Linked DNA regions of Homo sapiens: region 1 is linked to region 2. The links are chromatin contacts, found by Hi-C or POLR2A ChIA-PET in ENCODE. All regions are on one chromosome and are shown on one strand. Each heading gives the region's core, a stretch centred on a gene start or an enhancer-like site at or near the end of the contact. The rest is flanking DNA. Distances are from core to core; before and after follow the strand shown. Region 1 holds the start of NIBAN3 (niban apoptosis regulator 3). Region 2 holds the start of RASAL3 (RAS protein activator like 3).

Region 1 (2,923 bases), core at 172-2,671, 2.1 Mb after region 2:
TCCCAGCACTTTGGGAGGCTGAGGCGAGAGGATCACCTGAGGTCAGGAGTTTGAGGCCAGCCTGGCCAACACAGGGAAACCCCATCTCTACTAAACAAAACAAAACAAAATTAGCCAGAAATCGCTTGAACCCAGGAGGCGAAGGTGGCAGTGAGCCAAGATCATGCCACTGCACTCCAGCCTGGGCAACAGAGTGAGACACCGTTTAAAAAAAAAAGAACACTTTAGGAGGTCAAGGAGGGTGGATCACGAGGTCAGGAGTTTGAGACAAGCCTGGCCAACATAATGAAACCCCGTCTCTACTGAAAATACAAAAAATTAGCCAGGTGTGGTGGCGGGCGCCTGTAATCCCAGCTACTCGGGAGGCTGAGGCTGGAGAATCACTTGAACCCGGGAGGTGGAGGTTGCAGTGAGCCAAGATAGTGCCATTGCACTCCAGTCTGGGCGACAGTGCGAGAGTCTGTCCCAAAGAAAAAAAAAAGGACACCTTTAAGAGACACTTAAAACGTGAAATATGCCAGGTGTGGTGGCTCATGCCTGTAATCCTAACATTTTGGGAGGCCGAGGTGGGCGGATCACTTGAGTCCAGAAGTTTGAGACCAGCCTGGGCAACATAGGAAGACCCCCCGTGTCTACAAAAAATACAAAAATTAGCCAGGCATGGTGGTGGCGTGTGCCTGTGGGCCCAGCTACTCTGGAGGCTGAAGTGAGAGGGTCACTTGAGCACAGGAGTTCCAGGCTGCAGTGAGCCATGATCGTGCCACTGCACTCCAGCCTGAGCAACAGAGCAAGACCCTGTCTCTAAAAAAAAAAAAAGGAAAAAGAAATGGAGTCCAGGTGATGGACTGGTGGGAGGGACAGTGTTGGGGGCCTGAAGAAGGAATCAAGGATGAAGCTTCAGTGCCCCCAAGTCTCTCTGCTCACCCCTGCCAGGCCACCCATCCTCTAAGACCTTGGCATCTGCCCCCCTGCCCCAGCACTGACCTCAGGGACAGTCTGGGAGTGCCTGTCCAGCTCTGTCTCCCCAGCCTGGGGACTCCTAGGAGCTGGGCCAGGGCTGTATCCTCTCTGGGGTCCAGCCTCACCGGGCACAGGGTAGGCACAGTGCTGGTGGGGGGGTGTGGCACCAGGAACTAGATGCCGCATCCCTGCCCATCCCCCTGTTCCAGCCCCCATACACAACGACTGCTGGCCGGTCCTGCCAGATGTCTGCCCTGCCACCCTCCTCCAAGACGAGCTATGATTTTCTTTCTCCCACACCCCACAACCTAACCCCGGGGCTGTCCCCGCAGCCTCTACAGAAACCACTGGCTCTGGGCAACACGGGCCCCAGGGGAGTGGGGAGGACGCAGGTGCAGCGTGGGGTGGGGCAGGGGCGGGGCCTCTGAACCCACTGTGACCAAGCCTCTCACCCGCCATCCAGGTGCCCCTGAGCCGAGGAACGCAGGCGGTGGTCGTGGGGAAGGGAAGAGGAGCCCCGGGAGACGACAGCAGCATGGGTGGGCGGCCTTCGAGCCCTCTGGACAAGCAGCAGCGGCAGCACCTAAGGGGTGAGCAGCCGGGGAGGGGACAGGGTGGGAGTCCAGGTGGGTGGGGGCTCCAGCCATTGGGTCCACATGCTCCATGCAGCAGATGGGGTTCGGTTCAGACCTAGGGCTGTCAAAACACACAGGATGCCTTCTTAATGTAAATTTCACGCAGTGAATCTTTTTTTATTGTTGAGACAGGATCTTGTCTGTTGCCCAAGCTGGAGTGCCGTGGTATGATCGTGGCTCACTGCAACCTTGGCCTCCTGGGCTCAAGCAATTCTCCCGCCTTAACCTCCCAAGTAGCTGGGACCACATGCATGTACCACCATGCCCAACTAATTATTTCATTGGTTGTTTTTTTTTTTAATAGAGACAGGGTGTCCCTATGTTGGCCAGTTTGCTTTTGAACTTGTGGGCTCAAGCGATCCTCCCGCCTCAGCCCGAATAGCTGGGACCACAGGCGTGCACCACCACACCTGGCTAATTTTTTATTTGTTTTCGTAGCGACAGGGTCTCACTATGTTGCCCAGGCTGGTCTTGAACTCCTGAGCTCAAGCGATCCTCCCACATCAACCTCCCAAAGTGCTGGGATTACAGGCGGGAGCCACTGTGTCCAGCCTGCATCTTATTTTTAGTATAAGTGTATCCCAGATTTTGCATAGTGCACACTTATGCTGAAAACCAATTACCCCTTTATGGTTTTTTTTTTGTTTGTTTTGTTTTGTTTTGTTTTTTGAGATGGAGTCTCCCTCTGTTGCCCAGGCTAGAGTGCAGTGGCGCAATCTTGGCTCACTGCAACCTCCGCCTCCAGGATTCAAGCTATTCTCCTGCTTCAGCCTCCCGAGTAGCTGGGATTACAAGCATGTGCCACCATGCCTGACTAATTTTTGTATTTTTAGTAGAGATGGGGTTTCACCATTTTGGCCAGGTTGGTCTCGAACTCCTGATCTCAGGTGATCTGCTCACCTCAGCCTCCCAAAGTGCTGGGATTACAGGTGTGAGCCACTGTGCCCAGAAGACTGTGTCTTCTATTTTTATTTGGTAAATCTAGTGACCTGATTTAGGGCAGGGGTTCAGGTGGGAGGCATAGGGCCAAGTGGAGGGTGTCCCAGACCCAGCCAGGCCCTGAGGGATGTCTTCCTGAGCGGGCAGGGACCAGCAGGCCCCTCGGTAGGACCCTGGGGATGGAGGCTCAGTTCCCAATTTGAGACTAAGAGGGGCCAGTGCCAGATTCAGTGCCATTCGGGTCCCTCTGTCCTCATATGTGGGGTGAGCAACTGTGCTGGGCGCTGGGGACATTGTGGGGTTGGTATTGGCCTTACCCTCACAGGCTCATGGTCTAAACACCTTCCCTCTGGTGGCTCTGCTATGTGGGGCTTCTGTGCCCAAGGTGA
Region 2 (2,768 bases), core at 75-2,574:
GGAGTACAGGTATGTGCCACCATGCCTAGATACTTTTTTTTTTTTGTATTTTTAGTAGAAACAGGGTTTTGCCATGTTGGCCAGGCTGGTCTCGAACTCCTGAGCTCAGGTGATCCACCCACCTTGGCCTCCCAAAGTGCTGGGATTACAGGTGTGAGCCATCATGCCTGGCCCATCTGTCATTTTCTTGTTGATGGATTTCCTGTCAATTCCACTACACTGTGAGCTCCATGGGGCAGGGAGGGTCATCTGTCTCTTTCACTAGTGTGTCCTCAGTGCCTAAATCAGGGCCTGGCACATACAATAGAAGCTCAACAAACCTCTGCTTGAATAAATGAATGAATATGAGCAAATAAAATTATATACTCTCCAAAATGGAGATCATTATTCTCACTGAACTGATGGAGAGGCTGAGGCTTAAGGGCTCAGAACAAAGACACGGAAGCTAGAAGGTAGGAGAGTAGGAGGCAGGCTGAAGATGGATATCCAGGTAGGAAAGGATGGGCCTGAGCCATTGAAGGAGAGACCCGTTGGGGCCAAGAGCCGTTTAGCCTCTGGACAATACTATCACGGGTTTACATTCACTGTTCCTTCCTCAGATGGACCCTCTGCCCACAGGACCCCGGCAACTCCTCCTACCCTCTTTAGGGGGAAAGAGGGAACAGGGTAGCTGGGCCCCAGCGGCTTCCTGCTGGGCTTTTGCACTCCCCACAACTTCCTGTGTCTGTATGGTTGATGCTCCGGAGGCAGACAAAACCCAAGCATCCGGCTTCCCAGCCCGGCCCAAGCTCAGGGTGGGGGAACCATGTACCTGGGGCCTCCTGCTCCGGCTCCGGGTCTGGCTCCGGCGGTGGGTTCTTATGCCTCCCCCAGAGGGCCTTGGAGAGTCGAAGGCGACTGGTCCGTGACTCCTTGGGAGGCGCAGATAGGACCCGACGGAATATCGAGCGAGGGGCTGGCTGGGTGCTGACCATGGGCTCCTGGTGGCTCAGGGCCCTGCCCCAGCCAGCAAAGCGGCCCCAGCGGAACCCTCCAGCCGCCTTCTCCCCACCGCCCCCTGTGTGCCAGCGGTAGGAAGTCAGCGGAGAGGTGGCTGTGGGCTGGGTTTGGGAGGTCCGGCTTGGCGACGGTGGGTCCATGGTTGGGGGGGGGGGTCTCCTGGGGGACGAGAGAGTGACAGTAGTGCCCAGTGTCTGTCCACATACTGCCCTCATCTCGGCCCCCTCCCCACCCTCAGCTCTGCCTCCAGGAATCCCCCTGCCCCCACCTCCACTCCCTCCCTTACCTTGGTTTCCTGACCAGCCCCAGAATCAGCAGCCGTCTGCACCCCGCCTGGCTTCCTCCCTCGGAACCCAACTCCACGTGACCCTCTCTGTCCCACCCCACCCCACAGCCAGGCTGGGAGGGCACAGTGCGGGCAGGTTGCTGGAGGTTCGAGGGAGGAGAAGAGAGGAGGTGGGTTACCAGGCTTCTAGCAAGAAGGACCCAGACTGCCTCCCTGACGGGGAGGCAGCACTTGCCCCTCTCTCTGAGCCTCCGTTGCCTTCTCTGCAAAATGAGTACAGGCTGAACAAATGCTGGCGAGAATACAAAGCACCTAGAACTCTAATCCACAGTTGGCCGGAGTGTAGACCCATTCACTCATGTTGGGAAACGGTTTGGCAGGATCTACTAACACTACTAGCTGGATCTTCTCTGACTCAGCAATTCCATTGCTAGGTAGACGTCCAATAGATATGCCCCCCCAGCACAATGCATAATAGCCCCACATTGGAAGCAGCCTAAGTACCCATTAGTGGGAGAAGGAATAAATTGTGATCTCTTCGCACAGCAGAATATCATACAGCAGTGAGAACAAACTAAAGAATGATTTAACTTGGGTGAATCACAAACAATGTTGAGCCAAAACCAAAACCAAAGCCATAAAATGCCAGTAATCTGAGCTATTCAGGAGGCTGAGGGAGGAGGATCGCTTGAGGCCAGGAGTTCGAGGCTGCAGTGAGCTGTGATCATGCCTGTGAATAGGCAGTGCACTCCAGTCTGGGTGACATAGGGAGACCTCATATCTAACTTTTTTTTTTCTTTTTCCCCTCCCTGCCCTCGGGAGACCCCATCTCTAAAAAGCAATAATAAATAAATTTAAAAACCCCAAAACAATGAAGAGTATACACTTTGTGATTCCATTTACATAAAGTCCTAAAGCAGGCAAAACCATGTCTAACAAGCAGGGTATCAGTTTCTTTTGGAGGCACTGGTGGCTGGGAAGAGGGTACAAGGGGGGCTTCTGGAAGATGGCAAGATTTATTATTACTCTTATTATTATTAATTGATTTATTTATCGAGAAGGAGTTTCGCTCTGTCTCCCAGGCTGGTGTGCAGTGGCACGATCTTGGCTCACTGCAATCTCTGCCTCCCGGATTCAAGTGATTCTCCCTACTCAGCCTCCTGAGTAGCTGGGACTACAGGTATTCACCACCATGCCTGCCTAATTTTTTTGTATTTTTAGTAGAGACGGGGTTTCACCATGTTGGTCAGGCTGGTCTTGAACTCCTGACCTGAAATGATCTGCCCGCCTTGGCCTCCCAAAGTGCTGGTATTATAGGCGTAAGCCACCGTGCCCGGCCCTTATTATTATTATTATTTATAAATGAGGTCTATAAAAATAATATAGATCTCATAAAATAAAAATATAATATTTATATTACATAGTAATATAAATAATATTACATTATACATAATATGAATATTATTATTTTTTGTAGATGAGG

Evidence for each region. A loop is a pair of places that touch in the nucleus more often than their neighbours do. ChIA-PET counts read pairs that join two places held with the same protein, here RNA polymerase II (POLR2A). Pooled maps may share reads with other maps.
Region 1: a loop to region 2 is called in a map with no recorded cell type, with 14 times the contacts of the local background. The contact joins the promoter of NIBAN3 here to the promoter of RASAL3 in region 2. A Hi-C loop is called at or near these places in 2 of 37 single-sample maps with no recorded cell type and 2 of 50 pooled maps. POLR2A ChIA-PET finds 5 or more read pairs at or near these places in 1 of 52 experiments (T-cell).

What each region holds. Positions count from the first base shown.
Region 1 is chr19:17,525,846-17,528,768 of GRCh38, forward strand. NIBAN3 (niban apoptosis regulator 3) reads left to right here and starts at 1,422. Exons shown (of 15, transcript NM_001321827.2): 1 at 1,422-1,550. The coding sequence starts at 1,496. RefSeq lists a silencer at 1,274-1,383.
Region 2 is chr19:15,463,220-15,465,987 of GRCh38, forward strand. It overlaps RASAL3 (RAS protein activator like 3), which reads right to left and starts at 1,325. Exons shown (of 18, transcript NM_022904.3): 1 at 1,286-1,325; 2 at 812-1,158. The coding sequence starts at 1,139. RefSeq lists enhancers at 549-688, 789-918, 1,559-1,668.